Regions from separate parts of the Homo sapiens genome. Here all the other regions are linked to region 1. A link is a loop called in an ENCODE intact Hi-C map of the cell type or tissue named here. Cell type or tissue: OCI-LY7. All regions are shown on one strand. Region 1 has its middle 27 kb from the start of LINC02322. Region 2 has its middle 39 kb from the start of DHRS7. Region 3 has its middle 53 kb from the start of SIX6.

Region 1 (4,000 bases):
TGCAACTTGGATGTAGGTTCCACTAGCTCACTCATTTCTTCACTGCTTTTAATCCAGGCTGTAGATAACACAAGCCAAAATGTTGCTTTATTAATAATTATTCTGAAACTATAGTAACATATATACTTTTCCATTTTAAATTTTCCCTAGTTTTGCTATACCAGCACTTTTAATTTTGTTAGTATTGAGCACTGATGCACAAAATGCTATAATATTTAAAGGAAATGATTCATAATTATTGCCCTTCTGGCTAAATCAGCCCAATAGTCAGATTTGAAGTGGTACTGTGGTAGAAACAGACCAATGGATTTTTTTAAAGGGCCTCCCAAAATGCCCTGAAGTACACTGGCAAATATGAATTTTTCACATATTCATTGCTTCACAAACAATGTATAGAGGAATATACTGCTGTTTTGTTTTATTGGTTGTGTTTCTCTTGGGGCATTCATACCTATCAGGATTGAAAAGAAGAGCAAGAACCGGTAATAAGACACAATTAATGTCTTGCATAGGTTTCACTCAAATCAGAAAAATGACACCAAGGACATGGTAAGGAGCACAATAGAGAACAGTTAGGGCACAGCTGGAAAAGTTGCCTTGATATCTAAGTATACAATTGGCATTGATCCTTACGCTTTTAGGATGAAACAGGAAAAAAAAGTCTTCCAGCTCTCAACCCAATCTGTAAAATAAACATGTAATGTTGGAAAAAGCAAACAAAAGTGCACATTTTTAAAGCAAATTTTATGTGGGTATGACATTGTTCTTAAAAAAATAAGGAAATAAATAATCCTGGAGGGGATGGTTCAGGGTCTATGAAAAATATGTGTGTGTACTTGTTGATGGGGAAATTGGCACAGAAGGGAGTTTAACCTGGTTATGAAATGGAATTTGCAATTTCAAGGAAAGGCAAAATGACTTCTACAATTACCGTCAACACACTTGTTCTATTACTGGTGGATTCTTATACCGTTTAGTTCCTTTGAATTCATTTAAAAAGGAATAGTGTTATTACATGATTTGAGATATTCTAAATAAGCTCCATTCTTCAACTGCTGACTGCAGTGAATTAGAGAGCAAGTAGACAGCTAACTTGCACTATTAACATTTACCTTTATTTGGTCAGTTGAAATATATATCAGCTTGAAAAGATATTATGTCATTCTAGAAGCATCAGTTAATACATTTTTAATTAAATCTTAGCAGCTAATTGTGTAAAAATATTTGTAACCTGTAATTCTCTAAGTCCTTTTGAAACCTTTTTTTCTGAAAAAAAGACAAAGCATATATAATTAGATATTTATATGTATAATCTCAATGTGCTTTTTTAAGATCAATTGATTTATGGATGCCTATGAACATATGGCAAATCTCATATCAAAAAATTAAATTCAGATTAAACATTTTCAAGTTCTTAAGTTATGTGATAGTAGGTGGTATAGTTTCTACAACTTAGAACCTAATTCCTTTAATTTACTTAAAACATATTTGAAGCAGCAAAATTCCACGATAATATGGGAAATTAGATAATCCAATGAAATTCATTGTAATGAGATTTGATCCTTGTACAAATGTATGTAAATATATATACATGTAAAGGCAAATGCATGTATGTATGGAAATGAATGTATACGTATGGATACACTATATGAAGATTGTATTTTAAGTAAAAATCTCTGCAAATGTTTGGATGGAAACCCCTTTTAATCATTATTGGTCCTTGCTAAGAATGCATGAAAGCAGCTGAAGAAGGCATTAAACAAAGCATTTGGGAGCCTCAAGGTTTACAGATCCTTTAAATTACGACACCATGAAGTAAGATGCTATGAAGGAGAGGAAGGTTTTGATGAAGAGAGTCTTCTCTAATTCGCCTCCCTTTAGAGCCGCCCAGGATACAGCCAAGGAGTGCAATGTAATTTGAGCAGTTCCTCTGGGTTATCTCCCCAGAGCACCAGGCTAGGAGGAGTTGGAAAACTGGTGCTTAGTAACGAACCCTTAATAAAGACATTCCTGGACCTAGACAGAGCTGTACTGTTCGTGGATTCATGCCACATGCAGCTATTAAAAATATTTCCTTAATGAGAAAAGGAACTAAAATGAGTAGCAAGCCAGCATTTCTCTCTCACTAAGTAGCACAGTAAGAGGAAAACAGAACTAAAAACAAAAAACTACTTTACAACTGTGTTAGATTGCTCAGGGGGGAAAAAAAGCAAGCCATGTGTTAGAATCAGCTTTTAGTTTGACAGTGGTCTTAGGTCTCTATATTACATATTATAATTGCCGATATTTTAATGAAACCTTAAATGCTAAGCTTATTTGAACTGATAATGAAGTTTTCAGCTGTTAGTTTCAAATGATTTAAAACTACTGAAATAGATTTGGGACTAGGATTTACTCTGCCACCTGCTGGCCATTTAAAATTAATGCTGCTCTCAGGAGCTGGCCACTTTGAACAGTGAGCCTCAACACTGGTTTGTGAAAAGGCAGTGCTATACTGGAGAAGAATTCACCTGGCCTGGGTGGTGGTGTCAATAGCACTGGATCTGATGTCAAGAAACCTGGGGCGAGGGATGGAGGTGGTCTTGCAGGAGCCCAGTTTTACCACTTCCTGTATAGGCGGCCAGTTGCTTAAGTCCTCAAAGGTTCCCTCCATAACCGGAGATGCTCTCCTTCCCTCTCCGTGACTGCCTCGATCCAACACCTTAGCCACCTCGTTTCCAGGACAGGTGTTATGAGACCTGCCTTACCTCAAATGAGAAAATACTTATAAAACCATCAGGCATTATAAAAAATATACATTGGTCAGAATTATGGACGAAATTAACAGTATGTGGTAATCCATTCTCTTCCTGCAATGTATATTTCATGTGGGCATTGTCACAAAGCTTTTACTCAAATCCAGAGTCTAGCTGGACCAGTCACCTTAGATTATCTTTGAAAAAATGGAAAAGTGTAGGTGCATGCATATTTACTTAAATACTGAACTAGTTTCCTAACTCTGGCAGGTCCTCTGGCCTGTATCATCCTTGTCTTCCAAAATCACATGTTCCAATTAAAATGCATAAAGCTTCTTAAATTTGTGTTTGAGGCCAGGCACAGTGGCTCACGCCTGTAATCCCAGCACTTTGGGAAGCCATGGCAGGTGAATGGCTTGACCTCAGGAGTCCGAGAGCAGCCTGGGCAACATGATGAAACCCCGTCTCTACAAATAAAATAAAAAAAAAAAAGCCGGATGTGGTGGCGCGTGTCCGTAATCCCAGCTACTTGGGGGGCTGAGGTGGGAGGATCGTTTGAGCCCAGGAGGCGGAGGTCGCAGTGAGCCGAGATTGAGCCACTGTACTCCAACCTGGGTGACAGAGTGAGACCCTGTCTCAAAAAAATAAAAGCGTTTGAATAGAGAGGGAAAGTGCCAGTAATCATAAAAACAAAACTATCTTCACGATCTTTCCGAGTTATGCCAAATAGTATTCAACAGTTGCTTTAATGAAACTCAGGAAAACAAAACTGAGATACACAAAACATCATGGCCAAAATTGAATCAAATTGCCACATTGAACTTCCTTTATTTTTAAAAACAATTTCTTGATTTCCTAGCTATGGCCTATTTCATTTTTAAAAGTCCCAATAAAATTTCCACAATTTACCCTTGGGAGGGACTCTGTTGTTGAGATTTAGTATAAATTTGCAGGTATTCACAAAAGGCAGGTCAGGCAAAATTACAGTCTCCCCAGTTGCTTTATTTCCTCACATAAATATCCCTTAAATAGCTTTTTTCATGCTCATGAACAGCGCTGCAATCACTTTCACAAAACAAACATAGAATTCTGAACTTAAGCAAGCCACTGAGTTTGCTTGAGGGAAACAATGTCTTCCTTGTCACTTGGTTTTGTCTTTTTTTTTTTAAAGAAGAGGAAAGGTTTTTTCCCCTCTCCTGTTTTTAGACCACCCATGAACCTTTTTATTTTTCTCATTTAATCTGAGAAAGGGGAGAAAAGGAGAC
Region 2 (4,000 bases), 150 kb after region 1:
ATTAATACAAGGATGATATATAATAAAAAATTATCATGACCTAAATGTTTATCAGCTTGGTTTGTTGAATAAATTATGGTACATACATATAATGGAATACTATGGACAGTAATAGATGAGATGGAATGCTACAGTTATTGTATATGTTAAGTTAAAATGCCAATTGCAGAACAGTGTGATCCAATTTGAAAAAAAATCTGGAAGAGACACACTACAATGTGGTAGGGTGACAGAATTTCTCTTCTTTGTGTCATTGATTTTTTTTTTTAGAGTAAGCATTCACTGCTTCTATAATCAGCAAAAACACTGAAACTTTTCCACCCACACCCCCATAAAACAAAAAAAAAGAAAGTATTTGTATGAGCAAGTAAGAATTTACATAAAAGGTGATACTATTTCCCTCCTCCCCCCACCACACACACATCTTTTTCCCCTGGTACTGGAATTCAAAAGTCAGTATCACTGTGGCAATGACGAATAGGCAAAGGTTTGGTAGAGCCATGATGTTCCGAGATTTTTATTAAAGAAATTCACAAGCCTGATGAGTTGAAGAAAGCCTAAAAAGCTTTCTCCTTTTATGGTGTTGTGTGTATATGTTTGCATGCCCTTAGATGCAGCTTCTCATGCATCTTTTCCAATGACTCGTGGAGACTCTGGGTCAATGTCAAGAGGGCAGACTCTTTTCATATTCCCTCTCCCTTCCTGATCCCCAGAGGAAGGCCTTCTTTTAGAATCCTTGGCTGCGCCCAGCACCAGCGCTGGGAAAACTTCAAGTAGAGGAGGCTCTACCCACATTCCCTCCACAGGACCATCTTCCTCCTCTCAGCTTCCCCTCTCACCACTCTCTGTCACCTGAGATACCCAAGCTACTCCCCATAGCCTGTTTCTGTCAGCTGTGGTCCCTCACCACACATACCTCTCACAGCCTTTCAGCCTCCAGAATAACATTGCTTTCTATTCCTGGCTCCCTGTTGAACCATGACAACTCCTATCTTGTCAGGGCAATGTTCCTGATTAAGAGGAATTAAAATCTCAAAACAGGGCAAATAATCAATACTCTGACAAGTAGTACGTCACCAGGGCTAGTCACATCTCAGAAAGAGAGTTAACCTGAAGGAATGAATCTGTAATATTGTAATTTAGCCAGGGTTACAGACTAATAAGGACAATATTTTGGGTGGGTGTATGTGTCCGTGTGGGGGTGGAGGCAGGAAGCTAATTAGCAACACAACAAGGACTAGAACTTTTGTTTCCCTGTTGCTCAATCCAGGGCTCTTCTGGCAATAGTTTGCTGCCTTTTTTTTCTCCTTTATTGGAATTTAACACTTTAAGTAGTATTGTATAATTTGAAGAAAATTTCATCCTTCAATACTTTAAAGAGGAAAAGTATTACATTGCTATAGAATGTGTGTAAAACGCTGATTTGAACAGTGTTTGTAGTCATTTTGGCATATCAAACGATTATTAAATTACAGTATCTCCAGTTTAAAGCAAAGAATCAAGATAGTATTAACCCCTGCCATACTGTTTGAGAGGCAGTGAGCTCTGAAATCAGATTGCCTGGGTTGAGTGGGCAGGCAGTCTTATTTACATGCAACGGCTAGTTTAGCCACACGCCAGCTGTGTGACCTTGGGCAAATTAACCTTGCCTCTCCATGCTTGCGTTTCCTCTTTCATAAAACATGAGCAATAAAGGTATCGATCTTACAGGGTTGCTGCTAGCATTGAATGAGTTGATGCATATAAAACATTTAGAACAGAGCCTGGCACAAAGTAAACACCCGATAGATGTCCCTTGTGCAATTAGCAGTTGATGAAATGAAAGTATAGGTCACAGCTACATATATATTTTGTTGGATGCTCAAGTCAGCAAAAAATATGTTAAACATACCAGTGAGAATAGTCAGGAAAACTTAAAAAGAACAATGATAAAATGAAGACTTGCATTTCCAGGCATTACTATCTTTTATACCACCTATCAGTACAATCAGTGAAATAAAATGAGACTGTAGTAACAGTAAACAGAACAATGGAACAGAATAGAAACCTCTAAAAGCAACCCCAAACACACACATGAATTTAGTACTAGCAAGATTGACATTTGAAATTTGGGAAGAAAAATTGAGCCACCCAATAAATAGTAGTAAGACAAATGGTGAGACATTTGGAAAAGTCATCAAATCTGTTTTTTATAATTTATACCAAACTAAGTTACAGGCGGATAAAGGTTAAATGTAAAAACAAAATAAAAATATGAAAGGATGAAAAGTAAGGATAGAGTATAAAGATAACTATAATCAGCTATCAAGGAAAGGAAAGACTTCACTTAAAAATAAAGGAGAAGCCATAAAGAAACAGCTAAATAGACTTTAATATGTACAATTATTAAAATTCTGTATATTAAAAAATTAAAGAACGGGGGAAAAGTTGAATATGGGGTCAAGAGCATTACTTGATAAAGCTCATTTATAAATCAGTTAGAAAATATGATGCCCACTGAAACAGAGAAATGGGTAAAGGACATGAAAGGTAAATTCCCAAAAGATACTAAATGACCAAAATAAAATAAGAAATTTCAGTTAGATTAATATTTGAAGGAATGCAGTTCCCTTAAAATGAGATACTATATCTCTTTTAATGAATTTACAACTTTTAGTAAATTATAATCCCCAGTATTTGTGAGAGTTTGGGGAATGGATATTTTCAAGTACTGTTAATAGGAGTGTATTTTGCTACAACATTTCTTCAGAGTATTTTAGTGGTGTGTCAAAAGTCTTAAAAATGCTTATAGCCTTTGACTAGTAATTCCACTTCTTAAAATTTGTCAGAGGGAAATAATTGGGAATGTAGCCAAAGGCTTATCTTTAAAGATACTGAACATTTCTCATAGTAGGAAAAAACAGAACAAAACAAAGGATTGGATAAATAGATTGGATTTTCCATATGAAGGAATAATATACAGTCACTAAAAACAATGTGTTTGGCAGGGAGTGGTGGCTCATGCCTGTAATCCCTGCACTTTGGACTTTGGGGAGGCCAAAGCAGGAGGAGAGCTTTAGGCCAGGAGTTCAAGACCAACCTAGGCAACACAGTGAGACCCCCATCTCTACCAAAAAAAAAAAAAAAAAAAAGAAAGTCAGACATGGTGGTGCACACACGTAGTCTCAGATACTTGGGAGGCTGAGGCAGAAGGATTTCTTAAGCCCAGGAGTTTGATGCTAGAGTGAGCCGTGGTCATGCCAATGCACTCCAGCCTGGGTGGCAGTGCTAGACGCTGCCTCTAAAAAAAAAGTTTGTTTAATAACATGGAAAACTTAACAGAATATACGATGTTAAAAAAAAACTGGCTTATAAAACAGTTCAATACCAACATTTTAAAATATGAATTCTTAAAGGGATGAAAAAATATGTTTCAAAGTCTTAGCAGCTGCTTATTTCTAAGTGGTGAAATTGAGGATTATTTTGATTTTCTTCTTTTTCTCTTTTTTTTTTTTTTACAGAGGGCATGTATTATCATTTTAGTTAAAATTTTAATTGAGACAATTATAGATTTACATGTAATTGTAAAAAATAATAGAGAGATCTCTGTACCCATTATCTGGGTTCCCCCAATGGTTATATCTTGCAAAACTATACTATGATATCACAACCAAGATATTGGCATTGATACAATCTGTAGATCTTATTCAGATTTCCCAAGTTTTGCTTGTACTCATTTGCATATGGGTGTGTGTTTAGTTCTATACAATTTTATCACATCTGTAGGTTTGGTTATTCACCAGCATAAGCAAGATACGGAGCAGTTCCTTTACCATAAGAAAGATCTCTCCTGTTACCTTTATACCCTCACCTACATTCCACTTTTTTAAATTTTTAATTTTTATGGATACATATTAATAGAAGTTATATGTATTTATGGGGTACATGAGATATTTTGCAACAGGCATACAATGCATAATAATCACCTCAGGGTAAATGGAATATCCATCACCAAACACTT
Region 3 (4,000 bases), 210 kb before region 1:
GAACTGTATAAACGCCCATTACAAAAAAATTAAGTTTTCAGACACAACTGTTTTCTAAGACTTAATATTTCCTTTTTATTTTCTTCCTCTTGAAACTCTAAAATGACACCTATTTTCTAAGATTTAATTGGCACCTTTAAAAAGGAAAATCATAATTATGTTAGAAGCACAGAGGGCCACCATAAAAATCTCATATACTTTATGGACTAAAGAGTGTGTTAAACAGATGAAAACTGTGATTTTCATCCATGATGAAATATATTCACTTTTCCCCCAGGACTTTGGTGTAGCTGTTTCAGTATTCAGGGCTTTATAATGATGGCACCTACATGATTTTTATTATTGAATCCCAATAGGAATGATTGTTACCTTTGAAAATTTTTTGGTCAGAAATCACTACATCAGAGAGCGTTTTCTCTGAACTGTTGTTAAAGCAGAACTTTGAGAGTCAGAAGTAGGTTGGAGTTATTCTCAGACTGACCTCTCTTTACTATTATGTTCTGTGCCTTGTTCTATCCCTACTTAAATCACATTGTTCTTAAATTTTTATATATACTTATTACAGTGCTTCAGGCAGCTGGTTTTTATTTTCGTTAGGATTAGTCACACTGTTCTCTGGCCTTGGAATTTGTAAGTTTTGGATGGAGAGACTGCTCTTGGATGCTGAGGCCTGTGTAATTTTATTAAAGTTTTCTTGGCTTGCTGAATTCACTGCTGTGGTTCTTGACAGATGAAGGGTGTGCGTGAATTGGCTGTAATTTTTTTGTTGTATCAGGCAAAACTCCACATTGGGTGGCTTTTAATAATTCAGTTTTACTTACTTTCTGAATGTTAGAGCATTACATAGGACTCCTAGAAAGAAGCTGAGTAGTTATAAGTGCTCTTAGATTGTTTTATTATCATAAGATTGCCCAAATTATTTCTAAAGCTGTACTAATATATGACATGTATTTAGGTGTATGAGAATTTGTAGGATAATTCTGGCAAGTTTGAGTATTAGGGCTTTGTTACCTATTTTCAGAAATGCTCGCTTTCATAATTCATCCTTCAGGCAAGTCAATTAGAAATCACTTAATTTTTCATTGAAATTTCCAGACACATCAATGCACTTTTGTGTCTCAAAGTTGGTTTCATTTCTTGTATTTGATCAAATTCTAAAGGTAAATTTTACAATGTAATCTGCAGAGCTATTTGGAGGAAGATGTTTGGTATTGATGTTAGATCTAATTTGTTTTCCCACCTAAAAATTCTACTGAATCCTTTTCATATATCAGGTATTTGTTAAATCTCTACCATGTGCCAACTCTGTGCCAAGGGCTGGGATACTCTGGGAATAAAAAGATAGAAGAAAGTCTCTTCTTTCTGTGAGTTCAGGGTCAGTGGGGTGTCAAGTGAGTAAACAAATAGTTACAACGTGCTAAAGACTATACTGGACATAGTGCTTACAGATAATTCCCAAGATTTCACCTTCTGGCCAGAGGCAGGAACAGTCTTTTTGGGCTTTCTCTGCCTGCAGCCTCTTCTGAAAATCTGGTAAAGACTGTGATTCAGAATGCAGAGACTGTAGGCTTCTAGTGGTTCTCGAGGAAACAAAAGAAAACGCTTTTGCACACGAGGTGGTGCTGGTGCTCTGCAGCAAGAACTAACCGCCACTTGGAGGCAGTGGAGATGGTCATCTTTTGCTTGTGCTGAAAAGCTGAGTTCTTGGGCTTTACCCTCCTTGGCCTTAGAGGGCTTTTAATTCCCAGTTACATCTACTTTTGGAATGAAAAGATCTACTTCATCTCTGAATCACTATTCATTTTCATCTTACAAGGGAGTGCTTTTGCTTTTGCTGAAAGTTATCAAGGCTTTCCTGGGAGTGTTCTTGAGAAATATGGTATTTACTACCTAAATGCCCTGAGTTTTTGTTTTGTTTGGTTGGCCCGACAAACTTTTGGCATAGCCTTAGCTGTTGAAGGGCTGTATTTGGAAGGGTGCAATGGAGGCAGAAGAGGGATGTCCCAAAGCGCTAAATTGCATTAGAGGTTGCTGGCTTTTTTTTTTTTTTAAACAATTGCTGCAGTATTTCTGGTAAGAAAAGTTATTAGGTGTTTATGGATGTTTCAAAAGACCAAGGGAAAAAAATGCAGATTCCATGGTAAAATATCCACCTGGGGACCCTTAACACTCATAACAGAACTTAAGTTGGGAATGCTAAGGAGTGTGATCAGCGTAAAGTGGCAGTTGTTTCTCACATGGGGTATTAGCTGGATGCAGTCCAAGAAGAAAGGGGTTGCCAGAAACATCCCCAGGGGAGGATGGGTTGGGTTGGCCAGGTAAATCAGGAATATAGGGTTTCTTCCTATTGAGCAACACCCACCTTCTCCCTAAACAGAGAAAGCTCAGCCTAGTTAGTGGAGGGCTCTTTTCTTATCTGCTTCCTTGGAAGTATTGTGGGAAGCAGGTTTATAAGAGGAGGTAAAAAATCAGAGTTCTACATGGGGCACATAGAGGAAGTATTTCAGGCTAATCATTTTGGGTTGCTGTTTTAGAATAATATGATTTTTTCCCCCTTTGGAGATAAAGTTGCTTTAAATTGTTTTTTGCAGGGCAGGTGAGGGAGTGGCTTTAGCTTGGTCCACTCTTATCTGATCCACTTTGGAATCCACAGACCATATTTGCTGTTCAGAATCTAGCATTTGATCGTGGTTTCATTTAGCACTGAAGTTTTGGGATATTCTTTGAGGAGAGGTTTTGAACATATGTTTTTCCCCAAAATACTGTTTTGAATAGTTGTGTGAATAATTGGACTCAATGTTCATATATTTCTAATCTCTTCAGGGCCAAACTCTTAAAAACAGAGTGTACTGCCACGTAACATCTCATGATACTGCTTGTTCCTAAATTGGTTATACATATGCATTCTATATTATATAAAGTACCTGTAATATATGCATATGAGACAGTTATATAATACATTGTGCATGTGTGATGTATTCAGTATTGATATAGATATATAATGCATACTCTGTACATTAATGTATGCAGCTGCCATTTATTGTATATTGTGGGACAGCAAGCAATAAAAAGACTACTATATACTCAGTAAGACTTAGGGTTATATATATCAGTGATTACATATTCTAAAGTTTAAATCAAATTAAACTTTAATTTGGCAGCCACTCACGGTAAAACTCTTCCCTACTCACTATTTGGCATATCCATAAGTTCAAGACAAAATTATGAAAAATTAAATAAAATCAGCCAATTCCCAACTTATAAAAGGGTTATGTTCCAAAAGTTTCTTTTAAATATTTGTTCTATAGGAACACATTCCCATAAAAATGATCATATATGATGGTTAGTTTCTCTGACTAGTCAACAAAAGTTCAATTAAACCATAATGACTTTCACAATAACTGTAGCCTGATTTCTGGGGCCTGTAGAAAGGAGCCATGCAGTAATAGAGATGAGAAGGAAGTAGGGTCTTTTGTTTTTATGAAGCAGAACAAAACCCAGGCAAAATATTTTAAAACAAGAACAATTTATATTTGGCCAGTGCCAGCTTCCTTTTCTGCACCCTTCTCCCAAGGAACCAGGACTCCCATGCTATCTTTAATGCTTCCCACCTTGTGGTTTCCCACTCAAGTCTAACATATTCCTAATGTGCTCCATGCTCTAGAATTACCCACCCCACTCACTATATTAGTGACTTAGGAAGTATGGTCCTTCCATTAACTTGCATTGGAATCACCGGTGGTGCTTGTTCAATACAGATTTCTGGATCCTACTGTAGACTTACTGAATCAAAATATCTGAGGGTGAGGTGGGGCCTGCAAATCTATCTGGATTTGTAACAAACTCCTTGAGTCACTTATGAACATTTAGATTGTGTGCCTCTGAAATGAAATCTCTCATTTCATCAGAAGAGGTAATGTTGTAAATTAGTGTTTCTCAAACTTTGGCATGCATCAGAATCCTCTGGTGGGCTTATTAAAACACAGATTGCTGGGCTCTC

Evidence for each region. Peaks named below come from ENCODE experiments on the same cell type or tissue, not always from the same donor. Only the 100,000 strongest peaks of a DNase experiment are listed, where the experiment ranks them.
Region 2: it touches region 1 in a loop (3-fold over the local background); 14 of 110 quality-filtered maps call a loop at or near these places.
Region 3: a loop joins it to region 1, with 5 times the contacts of the local background. A loop is called at or near these places in 84 of 110 quality-filtered maps.

The regions. Positions count from the first base shown.
Region 1 is chr14:60,348,506-60,352,505 of GRCh38, reverse strand. No RefSeq gene overlaps it. Among named protein-coding and RNA genes, the nearest start is that of LINC02322, 27 kb to the right of the region's middle. In OCI-LY7, CTCF peaks have their summits at 2,201 and 2,403 (motif pointing left); DNase peaks (open chromatin) are centred at 2,425 and 3,215; H3K4me3 peaks cover 2,289 bases; H3K27ac peaks cover 2,306 bases.
Region 2 is chr14:60,201,922-60,205,921 of GRCh38, reverse strand. No RefSeq gene overlaps it. Among named protein-coding and RNA genes, the nearest start is that of DHRS7, 39 kb to the right of the region's middle. In OCI-LY7, no CTCF peak of the experiment used is centred here; DNase peaks (open chromatin) are centred at 891, 1,191 and 1,611; H3K4me3 peaks cover 2,342 bases; H3K27ac peaks cover 3,192 bases.
Region 3 is chr14:60,559,962-60,563,961 of GRCh38, reverse strand. No RefSeq gene overlaps it. Among named protein-coding and RNA genes, the nearest start is that of SIX6, 53 kb to the right of the region's middle. In OCI-LY7, CTCF peaks have their summits at 1,420 and 1,620 (motif pointing right); a DNase peak (open chromatin) is centred at 1,621; H3K4me3 peaks cover 489 bases; H3K27ac peaks cover 947 bases.